2 separate regions of the Mus musculus genome follow, and region 1 is linked to region 2. The links are chromatin loops, found by intact Hi-C in ENCODE. Cell type or tissue: left cerebral cortex. All regions are shown on one strand. Links, peaks and the distances in the headings refer to the core of each region. The heading gives the core; the rest is flanking DNA.

Region 1 (4,387 bases), core at 213-4,212, 410 kb after region 2:
CCCTCTAGTTACCTGTGCTTCGAGAGCTCCAAGTCTGGGTCATCAAAGAGGAACAAGGTGATCAAACTGATGGACATCACAGACATCCAGAAGGTGTGTGCCTGCCCGACCCGCCTCGCTCACAGCCTGGGGAGTCAGTAGATCACAGAGATGGGGAGGTTTGCGGGGATGAGCCCAGGGCTGGGGGAGGTGTGATCTTCTGAGATAGTTAAGTACCTTGGGCCACAGTGCAGTCTCCCTTCTCCCATGTCCCTGGGAGTCACCATCTGGCCCAGTCAGTATGATACATGCAGAAAGGAGCAAGAGCGACGTCTGCCTGACATGTTGGACTCACACCCCCACCACCCCCACCCTGCTTCTCGGATCTCATGTAGTCCAGGCTAACCCTGAAGTCAGTTTTTTGTTTGTTTGCTTGTCTTGGATTTTTTGTTGCTGTTGTTGTTATTGTTGTTGTTCGTTTGTTTTTGTGTACACTGCCGGGAATCAAACCCAGGGCTTCGTACGTGTTAATCAAGCAAGCTATCAGCTGAGCTACATCCCAGCCCTTGCTGTGAAAAGAGACTCAGACCTTCCACCTGGGTCCGAGACGATCTCCCCCTCCTCCCCCGCCCCCGCCCCAAGAAACGTTAGGGTTCTGCCACAGGCACTTGTACACGTGGAGTGAGGCTTAGCGGTTTCCCCACGGGTTGGTTTGTAGAGTACACAATGTCTGGAGGGGTTGGGGAGTGGAGCAGAGGAAAACTGAAGGTTCAGAGGAATGCTTCCCCAACGAAGTAGCCTGGGTCCAAGCTGGCAGTAGTCAAGAATGGTCCTAGTACAAGACAGGGTCCCTCTCTTGCCTTGGCTCAGGCCATGGCTATCTACTTACTCCCCGAGGTAACAGTCAGGTAACCAGAAAGCACACAGTCAGGCCAGGGCCAAGATCGTCCTAGCCTATCCTTAGGGACCAGCCATGCTGACACATGCCTTACACAGACTATCAGTCACACCGGGAATTGCGGGGAGGGCACCACAAAAATCAAAAGACACAGCCTTTTACCTCCTGTTGCTAGGATGTCCTAGGCCTGCCTCTGCAGGTTTGGTGTCCTTGTACCTGACCTGTAGGAGTGTATCCTGTAGGAGGAGAGCGTCCTGGACGAGTGGGGACTAGCATCACCCCTGTCCTTAGGAGAAGCTGGTGGCCCGGTGGCAATGGTTGTACTCTTTCATTTCAGTATAAAGTCTTGTCTGTCCTCCCTGGCTCAGGCATGGGAATTGCTGTTTCTACACCATCAACCCAGAAAGTAAGTACCCAGCAGGTGACAGCCCCCACCCCCACCCCTATCCCTGCCCCTGGCCAGGGGACCGGAGTGAGCCTCCCTGGGATGTGGTTTCAGCTTGAGGGGAAGCTCTCTTCCCCCTCAACACAGGACCCTACTCCATGGACACAAGGTCCAGAAAGCTTAGCTTGGGTGGGCGCCATACAGTTACAGGAGGCCCAGAGGGAACGGATCCTGCAGCCATTCAAGAAGAAAAGGCTGGGTCCTCGGGCTAGAGTCCTCTGGGTGAAAAGAGTATCTGGCCATCTGCCAGGCTGTCTACACCCTGCCAAGCTGCTGCCCTTGTCTGATAGGGGCCATAGTAGCCCCCCCAGCCTGGCTATGAAGCGCACATCCCCCCCACAATCCATTTCTTCTCCACCAGCCCCTGGTGTTCGGTGCCATGGTGCACAGAGATGAAGCCTTTGAGACCATTTTCAGCCAGTATGTGAAAATCACGTCTGCAGCGGCCTCTGGCGGTGACAGCTAGTATTGACTCTGGGGTGTTGCTGGAATCCTTTCCAACCGCTGGCTGGAGGAGCGGACATCCTCGCAGTCTTCGGCAATAATTCTCCTGGACTGTGGCTGGTTATATTGGCCTAGGCTCTGCAGACCAGAAGGGCTGGAACTCACATGGAACGGTGCCGGGCTGGCCCGTGCCAAGCGCATGAAGCACCTTCATGACCACCTGTGGACACAGGTGGGCAGAGGATCCTCTTAACCAGTCTGAAGGATGGCACACAAGACACTGGTCCTCAGGCCCTGCTAAGCACAGCCCCTCACTCTCCTTCCCGGCCTGGGTGCAGACCCAGCCCCTGCCATCCTGAGAGGCTCCTTGGTCTTATGACCCCTGTTCTTCAGAGGCTTTTTCCACCAAAGCCATAGCTGGGAATGGTTGTGGCCCCTTCCTGCAGGGGTGGTAAGATGGAGAGAATGGTGGGGAGGCCCCTCTCCAGTGAAGAAATGGCCAGTCATCTCACCCAGCCCTCAGACCCTCCTTCCACGTTGGACCTGCTGTGGGCACTCCGAGGCTGTGGGTAGGGCCTCTTAGGGCTTGGTGTTTTGGGGGTACCTGCCCCTCCATCAGTGTCTGGGCATGAGTTATCACTCATCTGGCTCGTCTTGGCCTGACACTCCAGCTAAGAGGTCAGGCCAGTGGTTGGTGTCCTGTGAGGGCCCAGACTGGCGTAGTGTCGGCAAAAGCACACCTTTTTAACACTTGGCTCTTTGGAAGGTTTCGGGGCGAGCATTCTCCACCCTGCTGTTAAGTGAGAGACTCCATGGTCATCTGGCTGGCGTTTGGCCTCCAGGCTGCAGTCACTCTGGAGTTATGGGAGGACCCTGTGCCACAGCAGACAGCTGTGGGCAGAGCCTAGAGGTTAGGGGCCAGAGTTGCCTTGTCCTCTAACATCTAACAGTATTTATTGTCTCTTACTGCACGCTCTGCAGGGGTAAGGCACATCCCATCCCACCCATGCTCCCTGCCCCGACAAAGGTGGAGACTTCACAGGTGGGCGATCTTGCAGGCCTGGGCCTCTGGGGGGGGCAACCACGACGCCACCTGTGAATCTCCCAGGTGGACCACTCTTGTCTCCTTCAGCTTGTCCCGAGTCCTTCAGATGTCACTGAGATTGCTTTTTTGAAGAAACAGAAGATTATATTTTTTACAGAGAGCAAGCTGTCTTTCTTATTTTTGTACCATTTTTCAAATGTAATTTTTACCTTTGCTCCAACGCTCGTTTGCCGGCGTAGGTGTGAGGCCCGGTGGCTTGGGCTCATGACACCTCATTCCCAGGGGACTTCAGGCCACACACTGGGGGTGGGAAGGGCTTGCCAGGCAACCAGATCAAGCACACATACCACTCCAGATGCGTAGCAGAGGCCACACAGCTCCAGGTACATAGACGGAGGAGTCTGGATGGGGAGGCGGGACCCTCGACCCAGGGCCGTGGCTTGGGCCCCTGGAATATGCTTGTGCTATGAAGAGCACGGAATCAGAGAAGGAGCACCCCAACGTGCCAGAGGGAAGGCAACATGGCCTCTGACCTGTCCGTGAGGATGGCTTCATGGGTGATAGCCACACATGGTGGCTAACACTTCATGGACCCTGGCGGTGCCTGGGTTGTGAGTGTTGCCACCCCGGTGTGCTACAGAGAGGCCTTAAGCAGGGAAGGCTTTCAGGGTGGAATACGTGGTTTAGTTTGAGTCTCTTTCTTTGGGAAAGAGAGATGAAGACTGACCATGGGTCAGGGCAGTAGGTCAGGGAGGTGGCCCCAAGTTCTACCATTAGCCACCGGCAGATCTTTGAGTAGAGCTTAGGGGGTCAGGGCTGGGCCAGGGGCCTATGTAGCTTCTAGGCATCCTTACAGAGACACTGGGGTTTGTACTGGATTGTGTGATCTGGGCAGGTGTTTAATTGCTCACTAATCACTGACCTAGAATGTTCAATTTTGTATGTGTGAAGCTTGAGTCTGTTTTGGATCTGTACATAATTGTTGCTGGTGTAACTTTTGTTCTACAAAAGGATCATATTCTATAAAGAACTGATAGGAAAAAAAATCCTCTGTCACTTTTTTTTTTAAAAAAAGAAAACCTTGTTTAGATACAAAGTCTTGTATAAATTATAATTTTTATTTAATAAACCTAAAATGCTCTGTGCTGAGTCTGAGGAATCCTTTGTTCTTAGCTGAGTGTGTAGATGTTGGTTGGTAGATCAGCTGGGTAACTCTCAGGTCTATACCATACCAGAGTCTTCGTGGCCACTAGTGCCATTTGGGTCGAGCACAAAACTGTCTATGAGACTGAAGGCTTGGGTATGAAATGGGATGGGGAGTGGGTGCTGATTGCTCTACTGCGCCCCCTGGTGTGAGGGAAGCTAGGAGCAGGAGGTAGTCCTGGGGATCCCAGAAGACAGACCGGAAAAGTAGCTGGCCCTGGGTGTGTGAGGGGGAGTCTGGACCAGGCAGTGCCTTGGGGTTGCAGTGTTGGCCTTGGCTCCATTGAGCTGTGGTCTCTGCCACCCTGGGATTCTGAACAGAAGGGTCTCTGGCAAAGCTGTGACTTTATTGATTCAGATACTGACATTGGGC
Region 2 (4,387 bases), core at 289-4,288:
TGCTTTCTTCTCACCCTTGAGTGATCCAGTCCCGTGATACACCAGCCCCTAGGCTGGGGGCATCTGGTGGAATCTGGAATCACCGAGAGACTGGGGCTTCACAGATTTCTGGCAGCTGTCCAAGGTGGCTGTGGGTCAAGGGACAAGTGGCCAGCATGTTTCGAGCCACCTCCTGTCTTTGCTCTTTGTATTGCAGCTGGTCTTACAGGGCAGCTGCGGGGAGCTAGCCAATTGTCCAATTGCTTGGTCATTGGGAAGGCATGATTCTCACTTAGCAATCAGTTCAGGCTCCCTGCCCCATAGGCAGTATGGTCACATGAGTCCAGGTCACATGAGCCCTAATGCCAAAGAGGGTCCCTGGGGCCTCTGTGAGCACCAGCTTGGCTTCTGCCCCTGTACCTTTTCCCATAGTTGGACCCTGCAAGTCTCTTCACCCCAGATCTCTGTTCTCACCCTCTGTTCAGGGTGAAAATCCTAGAGGTTACTTTAAGGCTCAAGGCCAAGACTTTTGCCTAACCAGGACTTCTCTGTCTCCCTGTTTACCTGTTCCCTGTCTACCCCTCTGCTGTCTCTGCTCCATCTTAGCCAGGACACAGGGAGAGTCCAGTCCCTATCCTAACTCATTGGCCTCTGAGTCTCAGATTTTCATCTTCAGAACAGAGATTATTGTACCATGCCTTAGAACCAGCATGGAGATTAAAGGTGTTTGTTCTTACCAGTCCTGAACATAGGGCTGAGTTCTCTCTATTCCAGTTCTCATCTGGTTTGAGCCAGGCATTACCCTCCTGGCATCACTTTTGCTAGACGTGATCCCTGCCTGAGATGTAGGACCACCTGTCTATCAACCTCAGGACTCTGAACCCCTCCCCTACAACCTTTATCTCAACTGTCTAAAACCCAAGACCTCCTGGCCACATCCTTTCAATTCTCTCTCTCCCTTTCTCTTTCTCTCTTCCTCTCACTCTCCCTTTCTCTCTCCTTTCTGTCTCTCTCTGTCTCTGTCTCTGTCTCTCCCTTCCTCCCCCTGCCCCTGCCTCTGGCTTTGTGAATCCTGTGAACATCTACAGAATGGCCCCTGTGGTTAAATCTCCTCCATGGGCCCTTGCCTAGCTTCATACTCTGCCCTGGACCTGAAGTCCTTGGCTCTGTGCCCCATCTTTTCAGCCCCTGGATGGTGCCCCCCTCTGCTGAGGGGCATAGAGTCCTGTGCCCCAGATGTGTCCCTGCTCCACAGTTCTTCTCTGTCCCCATCACTGCCACCTGGAGAGCACTTAAGGGACTTCAGGGTCCATGACTATAAGTATGCCAGATATGGAGTCCTTTTGCCCCTCAGTCCCTCAACCCAGGGGCCAAACCTGGCTCCCGGTTGTCTTGGTGCCAGCCCTTACTGAAGCCAGTCCTCTCTTTTTAAATCAAGAGGTAGAGTCTTCTAGAATCTAAGACCATGGCTGCTGGAGAGATGAAATCTCTCTGCGAGTATGAACAATAATTCTCCTCCCAAACACTGGAACCGGTAGCATAAGCTACATCTGGGGCACAGGACTCTATGTCCCTCAGCAGAGGGGGGCACCATCCAGGGGCTGAAAAGATGGGGCACAGAGCCTTGCTAGGTAGCTACTTCGGAGATCTACATGCAAAGCTCAGTGGCCTGTCCCGTGGGTGCAGCACCCTCTTGCCCCCTCACAGAAGAGGTAACAAGGGCGCTGGAGTGGTTTGGACAGCAGAGGTAAGCACTTCCGGGTGTCAGCCTCAGTGGGATACAGCCGAAGGGAGCTTGTTCTTAAGGATGGAAGGACACAGAAGAAGAGAGGGAGAGTGACAGTAGAGGATTGCAGATGCCAGGAGCACCAGTATGGATCCCAGAGTAGGAGGGCTGGAGATCCTGATGTGGGGAAGGGAGAGGTTAAGATTGCTCCAGGGCCAAGTGTGAACAATGTAGGGCAAACTAGACACCCCAGAGTGCTCTGTATACTGCCTGCCCCACTTTTAGAAGCTATGTCTGAATTCCCAGGCAGCCCCCACAGGTTCAAATCAGGAAAGGAAGAAATAAATTCTTTGTGGCCCTTTCCTGTAAGCTGTTACAATTCTATCTTTGTTCCCTTCATGAAGCAAAGGCTGGAGAAATGGACAGCTTTTCAAATTTCTGTGGAGCCTTAAATAGAAGGTCTAGGGCAGGCTGTGCCCCTACCATTTACTGGGGCACCAGCTGGGAGAGAAGGCAACTACAGGGATCTCTCAGCTGCCTTTTGGGGTGACCTTCAATAGGAAGACATGGCTTGCTGTGGAGCGGGAGAAATTGGCAAATAGGCACCAGGGAAGGCCGCCATCAAAGCTGCTGTCTACATAGTCCAAAGCTGCTGCCCCTGCTGACCTTGGCTTTGTAGAGTTCAAGGTCTTGAGGCCTTCCTGGATATGAGGAGACAGTGGGTCACTGGTCTAAGCTCTGGACAGCTGCCGCTCCCAGCTGACTCCAGTGCTCCCAATGATGAGCGAGCAAATAAAAAGCGTAAGTGTGTGCACATGTTCAAACACAAGCATGCACAGATGTGTCCACTTAGACAGGCGCTCACAGACAAGCCCGGATGTTCACATAAAGGCAGGAATACATGCTCACACATACATGTACACACATACTTTTCTTTTTTATCTGCTCACATGTGTGGTTATTCCCAGCCACCGGTGACCTTGAGGAACACAACCCACTGATTTGATAGGATGTCTGCCATGATAAGATCCAAGCTCCCTCCTCCCTAGCAGGAGGGCCACAGGAATTTGTGTTCTTATCCGTGTGCCCCAAGCCAGAATCCCCTGGAGAAGTGTGGAGTCAGCTGGATGCTCTTCAAAGTTGCTGTTTCCTTTTGTAGTCTCTGTTTTGCTACAATTTGTTACTATGTGTCCTTGGTCCTTGAGAGCAGATACTTTGAGACCGTAAATATTGGATTAAATTTTCACCTACCTATTCTAGCATCCATGGGCATCACAATGTAATAATAATAATAATAATAATAATAATAATAATAATAATAATAATAATAATAATAATAATAGCAATTATTGTTATTGAGGCAGTGTTTCTCTGCATAGCCCTGGCTGTCCTGGAACTAGCTCTGTAGACCAGGGGGGGAGTCAAACTCAAAAGAAATCCATCTGCCTCTGCCTCTGGAGTGCTGGGATTAAAGGAGTGTGCCACCACCGACTGGTTCATTTTATTTGTTTTTAATCATTAATCTCAGATGAAATTCTAATTCCCAAGGAGTTCCTAGTCCAGTGAGAAAGACAGCTAAGACGCAGACACCACAGTACATCAACATTGGGAGGGGAGATCAAGGAGGCCTTCTTGGAGGAGTTAATGCCCGAGATGTGAGCCATTAAAGGAAAAGCAAAAGTGAGCACCCGAGATGCCCTGCAGAAGGAAAAGTGAGCAGGGAGAAGTCCAAAAGTGAGCAACTCAAGTCCAGTGCCTGGAGAGAGGTGAGACAAGGCTGGGTCACAGGACTCTGCTCAGGACTGCAGGCTGCCACAGCACAGGGGTATGGAGAGGGAAGGGGCTATGTGAGAGCCTGACAGCCTATGGCATCAGTCAGGTGGGGCATGAGCAGAAAGGGTCACAGGGTGGAGGGAAACTCTCCATGCTTACCCATCACCTCTGCCTTCCTGAAGCCCCTCTACGGGGCCAGAAATAAAACAAGTCCCAAGGAGGTAAAGCCACAAGCCAAAGTCACCCTAGAGTTAGCTTTCAGCTTTAGAACAAGTGGATTAAAGGAGAGAGAGCCTAGCCCAGGCAGATGGGCCTCCCTCCTGGAGCCTGGAGCTCTTCCAGACTCTGAGAAAACCCCCATGGGGCTCACCCAGTTTAGAGGGTTCTTGGGGACCTTGAAGAGGTCTGTCCTAGCTGGCCAACGTGTTGGGCTTCCTCCCAAAGAAGGCAGGGGTGACCAGGCAAAGAGGTGCAGCTCTGGCCTTCATGTCTCTCAGCCTGGGGACTGAGCATCCCCCATCCCGGACTGAGAAGCCCAGCATGCACGGGAGTCAGGCTTTGAATCTTGCTCTTTGTCAATGTGCCAGAGCAAGCTCCCCTCGCCCTTCTCCCTTCCTGCTCCCAGCAGGATCTGCCGCTGTTCAGATCAAAGCAAGAGCATGGGACAGTGGCCGGGAGGAACTGGGGTGACCAGCCATGCACAGGGTAGGAGCACAAAGAGATTGTCCCTGCCCCAGGATGGGCTTGGGTGGTGACCTTCAGCTGGCCAGGTCTGGCCTTGCTGGATTCACTGAAACAAGTCAATTCCCCAGGGCCGTGGGCTCTGGGCTAATTCTAGGCCTGGGGAAAGCACAGAGCATGAGACACTGAACATAATTCTCTACAAGGTTCTGTCTGGAAGGTCATGTG

The links. A loop is a pair of places that touch in the nucleus more often than their neighbours do. Peaks named below come from ENCODE experiments on the same cell type or tissue, not always from the same donor. Only the 100,000 strongest peaks of a DNase experiment are listed, where the experiment ranks them.
Region 1: a loop joins it to region 2, with 2.8 times the contacts of the local background. A loop is called at or near these places in 9 of 42 quality-filtered maps.

The regions. Positions count from the first base shown.
Region 1 is chr15:86,133,667-86,138,053 of GRCm38, forward strand. It overlaps Gramd4 (GRAM domain containing 4), which reads left to right. Exons shown (of 19, transcript NM_001379572.1): 17 at 9-93; 18 at 1,215-1,283; 19 at 1,684-3,960. The coding sequence ends at 1,788. Among named protein-coding and RNA genes, the nearest start is that of Gm15722, 45 kb to the left of the region's middle. In left cerebral cortex, for the core only: CTCF peaks have their summits at 1,783 and 4,158 (motif pointing left); DNase peaks (open chromatin) are centred at 1,772 and 4,173.
Region 2 is chr15:85,720,560-85,724,946 of GRCm38, forward strand. It overlaps Gm46529 (a long non-coding RNA gene), which reads left to right and starts at 3,291. Exons shown (of 3, transcript XR_001781735.2): 1 at 3,291-3,471. In left cerebral cortex, for the core only: no CTCF peak of the experiment used is centred there; a DNase peak (open chromatin) is centred at 1,985.